Regions from separate parts of the Homo sapiens genome. Here region 2 is linked to region 1. A link is a loop called in an ENCODE intact Hi-C map of the cell type or tissue named here. Cell type or tissue: PC-3. All regions are shown on one strand. Links, peaks and the distances in the headings refer to the core of each region. The heading gives the core; the rest is flanking DNA. Region 1 overlaps RAPGEF5 (Rap guanine nucleotide exchange factor 5). Region 2 overlaps STEAP1B (STEAP family member 1B).

Evidence for each region. Peaks named below come from ENCODE experiments on the same cell type or tissue, not always from the same donor. Only the 100,000 strongest peaks of a DNase experiment are listed, where the experiment ranks them.
Region 2: a loop joins it to region 1, with 6 times the contacts of the local background. A loop is called at or near these places in 9 of 110 quality-filtered maps.

What each region holds. Positions count from the first base shown.
Region 1 is chr7:22,348,273-22,352,670 of GRCh38, reverse strand. All of the region lies in intron 1 of RAPGEF5 (Rap guanine nucleotide exchange factor 5), which reads left to right. Among named protein-coding and RNA genes, the nearest start is that of RAPGEF5, 6.7 kb to the left of the region's middle. RefSeq lists enhancers at 450-499, 790-899 and a silencer at 1,690-1,819. In PC-3, for the core only: no CTCF peak of the experiment used is centred there; DNase peaks (open chromatin) are centred at 1,700 and 4,110; H3K4me3 peaks cover 665 bases; H3K27ac peaks cover 1,560 bases.
Region 2 is chr7:22,482,589-22,486,986 of GRCh38, reverse strand. The region is part of intron 4 of STEAP1B (STEAP family member 1B); the gene reads left to right. Among named protein-coding and RNA genes, the nearest start is that of STEAP1B, 15 kb to the left of the region's middle. In PC-3, for the core only: no CTCF peak of the experiment used is centred there; no DNase peak of the experiment used is centred there.

The sequences.
Region 1 (4,398 bases), core at 172-4,171:
AGTTTTTCTTTTTTAAGTGTCATTAAGAACTTATGAATCTTAATGTATTTGTTTCTGTCACTTCAGTCAATATCCTTTTTGGTGCTTGGTTTATCTTTGTCTCCTGTATACTTTTTAAATGGCCAGTAAACTCAAATACCTTTCTTACTTTTCTGACGCAAGATATTCTAAGTGCATCTTGTCCATAGTCTGCTGCTCCCGACCTGAAACCCTGAAATCAGCCATTTTCCCAAGGAGCATTGATGAATTTTTTTTTTTTAAACTGACAATCGTTCATTTCCCCATCTTTTACCTTTCTTAGTGGTTGCATTATTTTTCCCTTGGTCTTAAGCCTCCTACCTTACTTTTTTGTATCTTTTTAAGTCTTTCTCATCAGGTTGTTTCTAAGACTGATATTTTCCCCCTAATAAAAGAACTGATAACAGCTATTCCCTTTTTCTGTATATACTGTCAAAATGCTGGGACTGACTTATTTTGGGCTTTGGCTGCTGTGATGTTTTCTGCAGCCTCTGCCACTGTCTTCAACGTCTTGGTATCTGTTTCATTTACAGCAGCCAGAATGATTCACCAGTTGTGCCAAATTGCTCACCAAAGACCTTCAGTGATTCCCAGCTTTTGGATTGGTCATCAGAAGGGCCTAATTCTCTTTAACCACCCTTCACTAGCCAGGGTTCTTATGGCCTGTGCTCTTCAAAATTGAGAAACTGGGAAGAACAGCTGGTAGCCCTCTGAATGAAGTTCTCTCTTTTTCTTTGCCCAGATGATTCCGTCTCAAAAAGGAACAAAGTATCCCTTTCCCTTTGTACAAGCTGGAGTGCTTTAGCTCTGACTCAATACCCTCCTCTGCTAGAAACTTGACTTTATTGATTGAGAAATAGAAACCGATCCAAATTATATACCAGTATGCCCAATGTATCGCCGTTTTAGGCACCTATTTTACAGGCAAAGCATGTCATTTATTCTTTGTGTTTAAATTGAAATCAATGGCTAACATCATAGCACTTAATTATGTACCATGCATATTCTGATATAAACTTCAACTCTCACTACAAGCCTATGAGCCTATGAGTTAGATGCTGCTATTTGCATTCCACAGATGAAGAAACTGAAACACAGGTGTAATTTGCCCGAGGTTACAGAGTGTGTGCCAGAAGGGAGGTTTGCATCTATGTATCCTGTTTCCGTAGAGCCAAGTCCATGCTCTGAATTAACTTTAGTTTTCCTCAAATGCATTGAGAGGGCAAAGGGTCTATTTACTCTAAACTGTGATAGCCTTATAGTACCTGCTGATATTATCTTACCACTCTGAGAGAGGTAAATAAATGCCATTAATAATGTCAGACTTTTCACTTTTATTTGGGCACACAGAAGCTTATTATTGACATATTGGGTTTAGGGGAAGTGGGGAGAAGCATTGTGGTTATAGGCGAAAGGTAACTAATGTTTACTTAAATTAAAAATAGCTCAAGATCAGCCTGGGCAACAAAGCAAGACCATGTTGCTACAAAAAACAAACAAACAAACAAACAACTAAAATACAAAACAAAACAGCATCCATGTGTCATAAGCAAAATCAGCCATGCTCACTTGATCAAGGTCAATCCAAAAACCTTGTGAATTCACCCAGCTTACTTTGTTCTCATCTGCTTATGGCAGCCAGAAGATAAAGGCCATTAAGAGAGGCATGCATCTGCCAGGAAGGGTGAGTCAGATCAGATATGAGGGACACATAGTGAACTTATTTGAGAAATATTGACTTCACTGCCTCTGCTTGCTGACAAACTACTATCCTGATCCTTGGTGTAAAACTGTGTTAGCTATGGCTACAGATAAAATAAAGCTCTGTGGATGCCAACTTCAAAAATATTTATTTGGGAAGAAGGAAAAGAAACTGTAGATTCATTTAATTTCGTGTGAATTCTAGCAAAGGAACTCAATGGCAAGTTAATATTTTATTTACTTATTTCTTCCTTTCCCTCCCAACCCCCACACTTTGGTGACATAATTAGATCCCAGGAAAAGACACAGGCTGTGGCTTCAGAGTGGGTTTGAATCCCAGTGCTATCACTTATTATCTTTGCATTAGTTATTCTCTGAGCATTCTGAGCCTCAGTGTCTTCCTCTGTAATGACATACACAGTGGATCAGGTTTTTCCATGAATAGAATATAAAGTGTTGGGTACATTGGAACTTAAATAGTTATGTCCCTGGCAGGATGCTTACTCTATGCAAAAGGACTTTCATGGACATATTTATAGAAATCTAGACACAAACATTTTTGCTTTCATATGCAATGTTGGATTCTATTTTTTAAAAGCACATGATATCCCAACATATAGTGAGTATTTTAGGTAGCGTCTAAATACTGATACCATAACAAATAGGCTTCATTTCATACTTGCACTTTCTCTTAAGTTGATGTGGCAGTAATTGGCAACTTGTGTAGCTAGCAATAGATGGAAAGGTAGGAAATAAGTCATTGGTAGTGACTTTGAGCGCTTGTGATTTTTTTTTGCCTCAATACTGCATAACAATCTTTGTTAGGAGTATAGATAATTCCAGTAATGATATATGATCTGGAAGTACTTTTTGAGAGATCATAAGATTTTATATGAAGATAAAATAGTAAAAATCAATGACTTAATTTGTTGTGGCAAATCATTATTATGGTAAATCATTCGTTAATGGGTACGGACAAGGGAAAATCCACAGATGCCACTGTGGTAGGTCTTCTTCAGATTGAAACCTCCAGAGTCCCCTGAAGGGAAGAGGTATTTTCACCTATGAGGAAATTACAATCCAGAGAGGTTAAAAGCTTTCCCATGGCTAACCATGTAGGAAATAGCAGAGAAAGAATGGAGCCCAGAACTACCTGATTTCAAAGACTGTAGCCTGTCTGCAATATCGTGTCTAAAACTTTGAAAGGATAACAACATATGGTATATTGAAACAATGGATGCAGGAAACATTTCAAGTCTTAGTGTAAAGCACAACTCATTCTCTTTCCACTCTCTTCAGTAATGGCTTCCAGGATCAGTCATTTATTTATTTTTATTGATACATATTTTCAGGGTACATGTGATAATTTGATACATTAATATAATCAAGGGTAATTGGGATATTGATCACCTTAAATATTTTTCTTTTCTTTAGGAACATTTAAATTATTCTCTTGAAGCTACTTTGAAATGAAATGCACAATCAATTAATGTTAAATTATAGTCACCCTTTTTTTTTTTTTTTTTTTTGGATGGAGTCTCACTCTATCGCCCAGGTTGGAATGTATTGGTGGGATCTCAGCCCACTGCAACCTCTACCTCTTGGGTTCAAGTGGTTCTCCTGCCTCAGCCTCCTGAGTAGCTGGGATTACAGGCATCCACTACCATGCCTGGCTAATTTTTGTATTTTTAGTAGAGACAGGGTTTCACCACGTTGGCCAGGCTGGTCTTGAACTCCTGACCTCAAGTGATCCGCCTGCCTCAGCCTCCCAAAGTGCTGGGATTACAGGTGTGAGCCACTGTTCTTGGCCCCTACTGATCTGTGGAACACTGGGTCTTATTGCTTTTTTTTTTTTTTTTCTTTTAGGCAGAGTCTTGCTCTTTCACCCAGCCTGGAGTACGGTGGCACCATTTTGGCTCATGCAACGTCCACCTCTGGGTTCAAGCGATTCTTGTGCCTCAGCCTCCCTCCCAAGTACCTGGGATTACAGGCATGTGCCACCACACCTGGCTAATTTTTGTATTTTTAGTAGAGATGGGGTTTTGCCACGTTGGCCAGGCTGGTCTCAAACTCCTGGCCTCAAGTGATCCGCATGCCTTGCCCTCCAAAAGTTTTGGGATTACAGGCGTGAGCCACCGTACCCAATCCATCACTTATATCTAAGTGTATATTTGTACCTGTTAATCAAACTCTCTTCATCCCCTCCTCTCCACTACCCTTCCTGGCCTCTGGTAACCACCAATGTACCCTCTGTCTTCATGAGAAGGGATCAGTCTTTACTCAGAAGCTTTGGCCATGGCTTGAGCAGAGTAGCTGTCAGCCATCTCCCAGCAATACCAGCCATTGGACAAGAAACATGAAGGTTTGGGATGACTCATCCTAGAAGTCATTGTTTTCTCAGCTCCATAGTACACATCTACTTGGAGATTTATAAGGCATGCAAGCTCCTTTTCTGGCCTGTATGAAAAACTGGAAGAGGTAGAATGAGTTCCTTGTAACCCAGGATTTATGTTTCTGATGGTAACATGCTTGATATTTAAGCAACTTGAGATTAGGAAGTTGGAAGTACACATACCTGTCAAAGTAACTGAACCTATTTACAATAGAATAAAATCATTGAGAATACACAGTATCTTTTAATGAAATTAAATTTTGGTATGTTTACCTTTTAATGCACTA
Region 2 (4,398 bases), core at 151-4,150, 130 kb before region 1:
ATAGTGACAGCCTTCATCATACCCTGGCCTTTAGGGTGGGGAGTACAGCTTTACGGACACCTTCCTGGGGAAAGCACTGAGTGAGCTGAGAAGGCTGAGCCAGGAGTCCGAGAGTGTGGGATGTCATCATCCCCAGGGCAGCCTGAGTGAAGGCCCTGAAACAGGATCCACCAGGAAGGGCTAGTGGCCAGTGTGGCTAGAAAGGAAGGGAGGGAGCCCCTGAAGGACTTGCCTGAGAGGGAGTGAGGGCAGTTGACATGTGGTTTAGCAGGATGACCCCTTGGCAGGGTGAAAGGTGGGCAGGAAGGGATGTGGAGATTGCCTGAGGTAGAGGGACAGGCACAGGAGAAGATGAGAACTGGTCAGGACCAGAGGGGCTTTTCTGAAAACAAGTATCACTTCAGGAGGGAAGAATCAAGCTGTAGACTGCAGAAAAGTGAGTGGGTGAGGCCTGGAGAAGGGAGCATTTAGGAATCCCTCTGAGAGGGTTGGCATAGGAGGAAGTTTAAGGCGACAAAGCCAGGCTGGTTCAGAGGAGGTGCAAAGGAGGATGAAGTAGAAGCAAAGGCCTCAGGGCCTTGTTTGCAATAACTCTCTTAAACTGTATTCTGCCTCTGGCTTTGGTCCTTTCATGAAAGGCCAGGCAGGTTTATTTGGCCTTCCAGACACAGAACTATACTCCACAGTGCCAATGGGATGTCTGGTCCTTTCTAGTCAGTTTCCTTCAGCGGCTGTTAGAAATTAGTGTTCTGTGAACGCAAGCGACTTTCTCTCTAAACCACCTCTAAGGCAGTGCCTCTAAGCCATGACTGTACAATGAAATCACCTGGGGAGCTTCAAAAAGCAACGATGTGTGCCCTTGCCCCTGGGATTCTGCTGTAATTGGTCTGAGGTGCAGAATGGGCACTGGGATTTTTATAAGCTCTCCAGGTAATCTTAATGTGCAACCGAGTTTGAGAACCACTGAGTGTGGCAGGCTTACGTATGCCAGGCAGTATACTAATAGCTGTGTACGTGTATTATCTCATTCAGGCCTCTTAACCGGTGGTTCTTAAAGTGGAGTCCCCAAACCAGCAGCATCAGCATCCTCTGGAAACCTGTTAGAAATACAGTTCTTGGGTTCCTCTTGAATCAAACTCTGGGTTGGGCTCAGCAATCTATTTTAACAAGGGGAAGCCAGAGGCAGACTCATCTCCAGTTCAGAATCACTGACTTGAAGGAATTTCTCATGGTGGAATTTCACGCAAACTATGTAGAGAAATATACAGGCATACCTTGGACATATTGCTAGTTTGTTTCCAGGCTATTGGAATAAAGTGAGTTGCATGATTTTTTTGTTTCCCAGTGCATATAAAAGTTATATTTAGCTATTTGGGAGGCCAAGGTGAGAGAATCATTTGAAGTCAGGAGTTTGAGGCTGCAGTGAGCTATGATCATGCCACTGCACTCTAGCCTTAGCAACAGAGTGAGAACCTATCTCTAAAAAAATAAAAAAGTTGTTCATACTACACTATAGTCTATTAAGTGTACAATAACATCATGTCTAAAAAATGTACATATCTTAATTTAAAATACTTTATTGCTAAAAAAATGCTGATAATCATCTGAGCTTTCAGTGAGTCATCTTTTTGCTGGTGGAGGTCTTGCTTCAATGTTGATGGCTGCTGACTGATTAGGGTGGAGGTTGCTAAAGGCTAGGTGGCTGTGGCAATTTCTTAAAATAAGACAGTAATGAAGTTTGCCACATCAATGGGCTCTTCCTTTCAGGAAAGATTTCTCTGTGGCATGTGATGCTGTTTGATGGCATTTTACCCACAGTAGAATTTCTTTAAGAATTGGAATCAATCCTCTCAGATCCTGCTACTGCTTCATCAGCTAAGTTTATGTGATATTCTAAATCTTTTGTCATTGTAACAATCTTCACAGCGTCTTCTCCAGGAATAGATTTCATCTCAAGAAACCACTTTCTTTGATCATCTATGAAAAGCAACTCCTCACTTGTTCAAGTTTTATCATGAAATTGCAGCAACTCAGTCACAGCTTCAGGCTGTACTCAGAATTCCAGTTCTCTTGCTGCTATTTCTATACATCTGCATTGACTTTTTCCACTGAAGTCTTGAACCCCTCAAAGTCATCCATGAGGACTGGAATCAACTTCTTCTAAACTCCTATGAATGTTGATAATGTTGATTTCTTTCCACAAATCACAAATATTTTTAATGGCATCTAAAATGGTAAATCTTTCCAGAAGATTCTCAATTGACTTTGCCCAGATCCATTAAGAGGAATCATTACCTATGGCATCTCTGGCCTTATAAAATATACTTCAAAAAATAAGACTTGAAAGTTGAAATGACTCCTTGATTTATGGGCTGCAGAATGAATATGGTATTAGCAGGTGTGAAAAACAAAACAAAACAAAACATTCGTCTCCTTGCATCTCCATCTGAGCTCTTGGGTGACCAGGTGCATTGTCAATGAGGGTAATATTTTGAAAGACATCTTTATTATGAGCAGTAGGTCTCAACAGTGGGCTTAAAATGTGCAGTAAATCATGCTGTAAACAGATGTGTTGTCATCCAGGTTTTGTGCCATGTCTAGAGCACAGGCTGAGTAGATTTAGCATAATTCTGAAGGACCCCAGGATTTTCAGAATGATAAATGTGCATTCGCTTCCACTTACAGTCACCAGCTGCATTAACCCCTAACAAGAATCAGCCTGTCCTTTGTAGCTTTGGAGGCAGGCATGAACTTCTCCTAGATGGCATCTTCCAAGAGGGCTATTTTTGTCTACATTGAAATTCTGCTTAGTGTAGCCACCTGCTTCAATGATCCTAGCTAGATATTCTGAGTAACTCACTACAGCTTCTCCATCAGTACTTGCTGCTTCACCTTGCACTTCTACGTTATGGAGATGGCATTTTTTGTTAAACCTCATGAACCAACCTGGTAGCTGCCAGCTTTTCTGCAGCTTCCTCACCTCTCTCAGCTTTCACAGACCTGAAGAACTTTAGGGCCTTGCTCTGGATTAGGCTTTGGCTTAAGAGAATGTAGTGGCTAGTTTGATCTTCTAACAAACTTTGAGTGATCTTTGTTACTATTGTAACTGGGGACACCATGAATCACACCTGTATGAGACAGTGAACTTAATAAATGTTTGTTCTGACTGCTCCACCGACCAGCCATTTCGTGTCTCTCTGCCTCTCCCTATTCCAAGATCCAACACTGAAATTAGGCCAGTTAGTAACCCTAAATAGCCTCTCAGCCTTTAAGTGAAAGGCAGAGTTGTGGTATCCCAAAACAATTACGGTAGTAACATCAAAGATCACTGATGACAGATCACCATCACAGATACAATAATGATAATGAAAAATTTTGAAATATTGAATCACCAAAATGCGACAAGACATGAAGTGAGCACATGTTGTTGAGAAAATGACACTAATAGACTTGCTTGACAGAGGCTTGCCACAAACATCCAATTTGTTAAAAAAACAAAACCAAAAACAAAATGCAATACTTGTAGCAGAAAACGAGGAATGCCTGTGTTGGGGACAGAAAGGCCAGCTCAGTGCCCCTTGAGTCATGCCCATAGGCAACTTCCACGTTTCCTGTTTTTGTAATCTGAGTAAAAATGAACGTATGCCTGTACCCCTCATCCATATGTGGAATAACGATCTGTTAAACATAGCAAAACAAAACACTGGCGATTTTTTTTTTCTTTTCTAAGGTGACTTTTTCTCCCAGATGACAGAATGAGTAGGGTTAATTTTGTCCTGTATCCTCAGTGTGAGGTATAGAGTCGGTTGACATTTTTTCCTAGACAGTTTGTTCTGCTTGGAAGAAGGTGACGTGGGCCAAAACTTCTCTCCCTACCCCTTTTCCATCCTGGTGAAACAAAGACTGTCCTAGAAGCATGGAAAGAAAATGCCCCATCCAGCTCTCAGAAATACCCAGAGCAAACCAAAGTTGGTGGGATGATGTGCTGGCGGCACAGATCTGGCAGTCAATGGACAAGGTGCACCTCATTTTATTTTTGGAAGCCCTACTTACAAATCTATTCCCAGGGACCTGAGACAAGATCCAGGGATGTCTCCCCAGTTCAAAGCCACTCATAAACTGCTGTTGACTTATGAAAGGCCTGAGGATTGCTAGTAGGAGTGTGTGTAGGGTGGGGAGAGGTTGTGGATGACAGCATCCACAACTGTCAGAGCTGACCCCAGAGAGGCCCCACTCTGATTGAATATTGGCTGTCTGCAGCTTCCAGCTGCTCTCATTCTCTGGAGAATTGCCCTTGGCCAAATGGGATCCACTCACTTCCTTTGCCCATGAACAGCATCTGCCTCCCCCTATGTGCCTGGGGGGCAGATTGGCCAGTGACTGAATGGCACAGGAATA